Linked DNA regions of Homo sapiens: region 1 is linked to region 2. A link is a contact called in ENCODE Hi-C or POLR2A ChIA-PET data. All regions are on one chromosome and are shown on one strand. Each heading gives the region's core, a stretch centred on a gene start or an enhancer-like site at or near the end of the contact. The rest is flanking DNA. Distances are from core to core; before and after follow the strand shown.

The links. A loop is a pair of places that touch in the nucleus more often than their neighbours do. ChIA-PET counts read pairs that join two places held with the same protein, here RNA polymerase II (POLR2A). Pooled maps may share reads with other maps.
Region 1: a loop to region 2 is called in a map of dorsolateral prefrontal cortex, with 2.7 times the contacts of the local background. The contact joins the promoter of CYP51A1-AS1 here to the enhancer-like site in region 2. A Hi-C loop is called at or near these places in 3 of 168 maps with a recorded cell type or tissue (K562 and dorsolateral prefrontal cortex), 3 of 37 single-sample maps with no recorded cell type and 15 of 50 pooled maps. POLR2A ChIA-PET finds 5 or more read pairs at or near these places in 7 of 52 experiments (H1, HEK293T, K562 and 4 more).

The regions. Positions count from the first base shown.
Region 1 is chr7:92,132,903-92,135,849 of GRCh38, reverse strand. It overlaps CYP51A1-AS1 (CYP51A1 antisense RNA 1), which reads right to left and starts at 1,287. Exons shown (of 3, transcript NR_122110.1): 1 at 768-1,287. It overlaps CYP51A1 (cytochrome P450 family 51 subfamily A member 1), which reads left to right and starts at 1,373. Exons shown (of 10, transcript NM_000786.4): 1 at 1,373-1,677. The coding sequence starts at 1,486. RefSeq lists enhancers at 385-1,211, 748-1,407, 1,778-1,827, 1,988-2,037, 1,212-2,038.
Region 2 is chr7:92,423,107-92,426,046 of GRCh38, reverse strand. It overlaps the pseudogene TMBIM7P. Among named protein-coding and RNA genes, the nearest start is that of GATAD1, 23 kb to the left of the region's middle. RefSeq lists a silencer at 1,201-1,320 and an enhancer at 2,578-2,940. Within about 2 kb of position 1,571, at least 13 of the 41 ENCODE cell types and tissues checked have a DNase peak (open chromatin) inside an H3K27ac peak, as active enhancers do.

The sequences.
Region 1 (2,947 bases), core at 38-2,537, 290 kb after region 2:
TTGTGTTGGGAGTTACGTGTTGCATGAAGTGTACTTGCAGAAGCAAGAACAAAGGCAGTAAATTACTCTTACATTTGTTACACCATATGTCTTACGTCCTTGGGAATACATGCTTTTGTAACACTTGCTAATCAGTTTTGTGACTTTACAGCAGCGCTAGGGAGGGAAGCAAGAACTCGCTGTGCCTCAAGGAATGTGAAACGATGGAACACAGATAAGCCTCTCCACGCATAGGGGAGAAATAAGCAGTTAATATACTCTTAACCCAGGCCTTGGGTAGGGGAGGTGCTATATTACATTCTACCTCAAAGGAAAAGAATATACTTCTTGATTAGTATACTTATAAAATTCATTAATTTCCCTTTCACTGGATATTCCTACTAATTCCCCCAGGGCCTTGCAGTTTTGTCTCATTCGCTGCTCTATCCCCTAGCTTAGCACAAAACCTAGTTCTTAACATTGATTAAATAAATGAATCCGGTCAGGTGCTCCCGTGGGTGATCTGGAAGGAGTTAAATTTGGTAGTCATGGGAGACGCTTCTGTGAAGCCATAGGAGCGAAGATTGATTGTGGCGGCAGGACTGAACTCAGCTTCTGAATCTTTCTAGCCGCTAAACCTACAGACTAAGTGGCGTCCTTGGGGAATGCTGCCTCAAACGGCTCGCGACGTCCTAAAACATGTACATTTATTTTGGAAAATCTGTTTTCGTAAAACCTAGCATACTTAATCACCAACATTTGTTAACTTCATGGTGGCATATTAATACCTGTCAGGTTGATTTTAGTTGGAGTGGGACGGGGCTGACCTCACCGTCCTACCCTTCGGTATGAGGCCGGCGTCTTCACGACCTCGCTTTTCACAACCCCAGTCCCCGAGGGCTTATTTGGGGCTGTCGGAGTCCCCAAGACGTGGCCCCGGAGAAGGGTGAGGTGCCACAGTTCGAGGTGCCCCAGTACCCTGCGTCCGGACAGGGGGCGGTGCTCACGCCCAAGGCCCCGCTGACGCGATGTAGGCCGAGATCACCTCAGGCGCTCGCGGTGCAATCACAGAGCGCGCCGTCGCCGCTCGAGCTCGCCCTGAGATCCCTCCGCTCAGCGCCTTCAACGCCGTGTCCCGGCACCCCGCACCCGGGCACACAAAAAACGGGTCGCCCGCGATTCTCAGGGATTGATCGCCTCTTCAGGTAAGTTATCTTCCGGCCCCGTACCACTGTGCCACAGGCGCAGCCCGCTTCCTCAGGTGCCCTATCCCGCGCAAGAAGACCACGGCTTCACAGAGTGTTATTTAAGGGGCGTGGCCAGCGGAACATCCCGCCCCATTCTGTGACGCACGGGGTGGCGCGCGTGGGACCCGAGGGGTGGGGCTGGGTTTAGTAGGAGACCTGGGGCAAGGCCCCCTGTGGACGACCATCTGCCAGCTTCTCTCGTTCCGTCGATTGGGAGGAGCGGTGGCGACCTCGGCCTTCAGTGTTTCCGACGGAGTGAATGGCGGCGGCGGCTGGGATGCTGCTGCTGGGCTTGCTGCAGGCGGGTGGGTCGGTGCTGGGCCAGGCGATGGAGAAGGTGACAGGCGGCAACCTCTTGTCCATGCTGCTGATCGCCTGCGCCTTCACCCTCAGCCTGGTCTACCTGATCCGTCTGGCCGCCGGCCACCTGGTCCAGCTGCCCGCAGGGGTGGTACGTACATTCTTTAGGGTCTGAGTGGGGCGCGCGCCGCAGCTGAGGCGGCCGAAGGGCTGGCGTGGGCGGCTCCGTGGCCCCGACCGGCTCAGTGGATGGCAAGGGCGGGGGCGACTGCGGCCATGCTTGGCGTGGCTTTGGTGGCAGGCGCGCTGGGGGCTGGAGTAGTGGCTGCGGCGGCGGCACTGCTGCTGGTGGCGCTGGCTGTAGCACCCGCCATTGCCTTGTGTTGGGGGGCGGTGCTGGCCTCCCCGGCTGTGTATCTGATCCTAGACGGGGTCGTGGTTGCGGCATTTGTGGTTGTAGCGGTCTGTACTGACCGCAGCAGTGGTGCCCCTAGTGGCGGTGGCTGGATTGGCGGCTGTGGGTTTGAACGACCCGGTGGTCGTTGGGGCCCTTGGTGGGGGTCCTGACGGAGATGCTGTTGGCAGCTGGCCCGTCATCCTGGAGGCTGCCCTGTGTGGTTCAGTGTTCTGTGGGCTGTAGCAGTGCCCCTAATGGTGGTTTATACCCATATTAAGGAGGATGTGTAGAGTGTGGTAATGGTAGTGACTGGAGTGTGGTAAGGGCCTTCCTCTGATGCTAATAATGTAACAGTTTCTCGGCCGGGAGCAGTGGCTCACGCCTGTAATCCCAGCACTTCGGGAGGCCGAAGCGGGCGGATCACCTGAGGTCAGGAGTTCCAGACCAGCCTGAACAACATGGAGAAACCCCATCTCTACTAAAATACAACAAAACAAAACAAAAATTAGCTGGATGTGGTGGCACACGCCTGTAGTCCCAGCTGCTTGGGAAGCTGAGGCCCGAGAATCACTTGAACCTAGGAGGCGGAGGTTGCAGTAAACCGAGATTGCGCCACTGGACTCCAGTCTGGGCGACAGAATGAGACTCCGTCTCAAAAAAAAAAAAAATCATTTTCTTCAATTTAACAGCCTTATTAACCTAGCTTTCAATCTCCCAAATGTTATTTGATTGTGCCTTTTACAGTCAGCAATAAGTAGCTTTTGAAAACTACCCTTTTACTGACAATGCAATGTACAAACTTTTGACCAAGTAGCTTTTAAAATAATTTTTGTTTGAACCATACCAGGCATAAGAAAGAGTTATTTATTTATTTATTTTTTTCCTACACATGGGATCTTTAAGGAAATGATATTTGTCTCTGGGAAGACAAAGTTACTTTTAGTGTTTAAAGATAGTTCTATTAGCTGAGGTGTACTGTGAGGTTGTGGTGCTCCTTTCTATTTGAGACCACCAGAGAATTGAG
Region 2 (2,940 bases), core at 322-2,821:
CACGTCTAGTTCACAAAGTCGTGTGCAAGAAGTTTATATTTCTTTATTCTTGTAAAATGTATTTTATTTCTTCTTGAAGTCCCACTGGAAGCAGAACCCATCTCTGAGCGAGGTTCTCCCTCATTTCCACAGCTTGAGATGCATCTCAGCTCATGAGGGCTTTCCCAGCACCGCAGAGTCAGGGGCTGAGAGGGCTCTCCTGATTTAACTGCGGCTTGGTTCCTGGTCCCGCGTTCCGGGTTCCCCAGCGCCTCATTGTGGTGGCTTCCACTCACAAGGCTTCGCCACATCTGCCCATTTTCTGTCGTTGGTGCCACCCTAGACCACAGAACCCAGGGTGGCTCCCTTTCTTGCAGCCAATTCCTTTCTGTGCTGCCCACAGAAACCCCAGGATCGTGCCAGCTCTCAGCAGGTACCTGAAGCTCCTAGATTTTTCTAAACCTGAATAGAACTCGAATTTCCACCAGTTTCCCTGCATTCCAACTCAGGGCTTAGCTCCCCAAAGGTCGCAGGGCTCCTCCCCAGGGACCCGGCATCCTCCAGGAGTCAGGCGGGTCAAGCCAAACCTCTTGCCTCCCGGAGGTGTGGTCTCTCTGAAGCTCACAGATAGTAACTCCGAGAGTGTTTGGGTCCTCTTATGAAAACCCAGAACCGTCTCAGTATGATTCAGGAGATTGTCAGCAAACAATTCTTTCTTTTTTTTTTTGGAGACGAAGTCTCTCGCTCTTGTCGCCCAGGCTGGAGTGCAATGGCACGATCTCGGCTCACTGCAACCTCCGCCTCCCAGGTTCAAGCGATTCTCCTGCCTCAGCCTCCCGAGTACCTGGGATTATAGGTGCATACCACCACGCCCGGCTAATTTTTGTATTTTTAGTAGAGATGGGGTTTCACCATGTTGGCCAGGCTGGTCTAAGAAATCCTGACCTCAGGTGATCCGCCTGCCTCGGCCTCCCAAAGTGCTGGGATTACAGATGTGAGCAACCGCGCCCGGCCAGCAAACGATTCTTTTTTGGGGAAGGTTGGCATTTCTTCCCAAGCAGTGTTGATCATTCTTTCACGGGAAGATTTATTTACCAATTGATTTATTCCCCATCTGATTCCAAATAAGACTTGAGGTGGCTTATAAAAATATCCATAATATACGAAGATAAGATCAATTAATGGAGAAATCTGATGAAAGGAAAAATGGGCTAGAAAATAAAGATAATGGTTAGATTAGTGTACAAAATGCATCAAGTCCTATGCACGCGTCTGGAGCCTAGGTTTGGTTCTGCGCCCCCTGGTGGTCAAAGTGAGCAAGAACACGTGACCGTCGGTGAGACTCAGCACCAGTACGGTGTAGCGACCCTGGGGATTTACATGCTGGGAGGAATAGCTAGCTCCTGAGGCTGGAGAAGACGGGCTGCCTGCTGTCCACGTTTGGACATTGCCTCACCTGCCAAAGCATGGAGGAGGCTTCCTTAGCTGGTGTGGGTACCCTGTTCACTGCCCGGGCCAGCAGTGGGGTGTCCCAGTTCCTGCACTGACAGCACAGATCACACTCAGAACGGGGCGGGGCTGGAAGCCAGACAGAGGCGGGAATCTGGGAGCCGAGACGGTGGGGGAAGGGCGACAGGAGGGCGTGCTGGTTTCCCAGAAATGTTTGAGTTTTTTACTTAAAAATTTTAAATGGCCTTAACGTTTATTACAAGAGATAAAAGTTATTGGTCTCCAAGGAAGCTCTCATCTCTGAGGTTTTGCTGTTTATCTCAAAGCAAGTAACGGCTTAAAAGAAGAGATATTATACAGGGGCAAAGCATTAGTTATGTTTTCCAGACTTAACCTCATGCCCAAGGGTTAAAAGATATATGGGAAAAAGCCCATTTCAGAAAAGGAGTTGAGGGAAAAAAGGAAAACACATTTCACTGACAACAGCTTTTGTCCCATAGAATTTTGGCCTCTTGAGCCCATGTTCTGAGCTCTTGAAGTCTTCAGACAGTTGTGACTTCCACGGCCTCTTCCTATTCTCTCTTCCACTCTTTCAAAAACCGAAAGCCATTTTCTAGCTTGAAACCATTTCCTCTTCTCTCTCCCTGTCTCCTCCCAGTCGCTCCCAATTACACATACAGTCACACATTTACACACACAACACACAGTCACACACACTCCACACCCCCTCATGCCATTCGCACCACACACACCCCTTACGCCACATACACACACACAGTCACACACACACCACACATTTACACACACCACTCATAGCACATACACACACAGTCATACACACACCACACATTTACACACACTACTCATACCACATACACCACATACACATGCACACTCACACACTTACACATATTACACAGACACACAGGCACACACACCACACACACCTCACTCAAACTCACATATACACCATCCACACCACACACATGTACACCTCCTTCATGTGCTGCTGGAGCTGGAGAAATAGGAAGCAACCGATCCAGTATAAGAGGAAGAAAGTCATCTGGAGAGGAAGGCTGGAAGCAAGCACATTATTAAATATCATTTGTATGGAGACTAGATACACTGTTTTCCCTATAATGGAAATAGAGAAAGCCAACTTAATTAAGTTGTACAAAGTAGAGAATCAGGCAATTACCCACTGGGTTTGGAGATGCCAGAGGGGCAACCCAGGACTTTGGAGACTCCACTTCTTTCCCAGCCTCTGCTCCTGGCCATCCTTGGCCAGCGGGAGTTCAAAGCCTTCTCTCGCAGGCCTCGTACTAGGATGGGCCTTCATTTTTACCCCTGGAGACTGGAGGAGTCTTTCCTGGCTCTGCCCGTGGACCAGTGGGTCAGCCCAGTCTCTGGATTTGCCTCTGGCAGAGCAGCCTTGGAGCTGGGCATGCCTTCAGCCCTGCGGCCACTGCTCTGTTGTCCTCATGCCTTGGTGGGCCTGACTGTGGGCCTGGG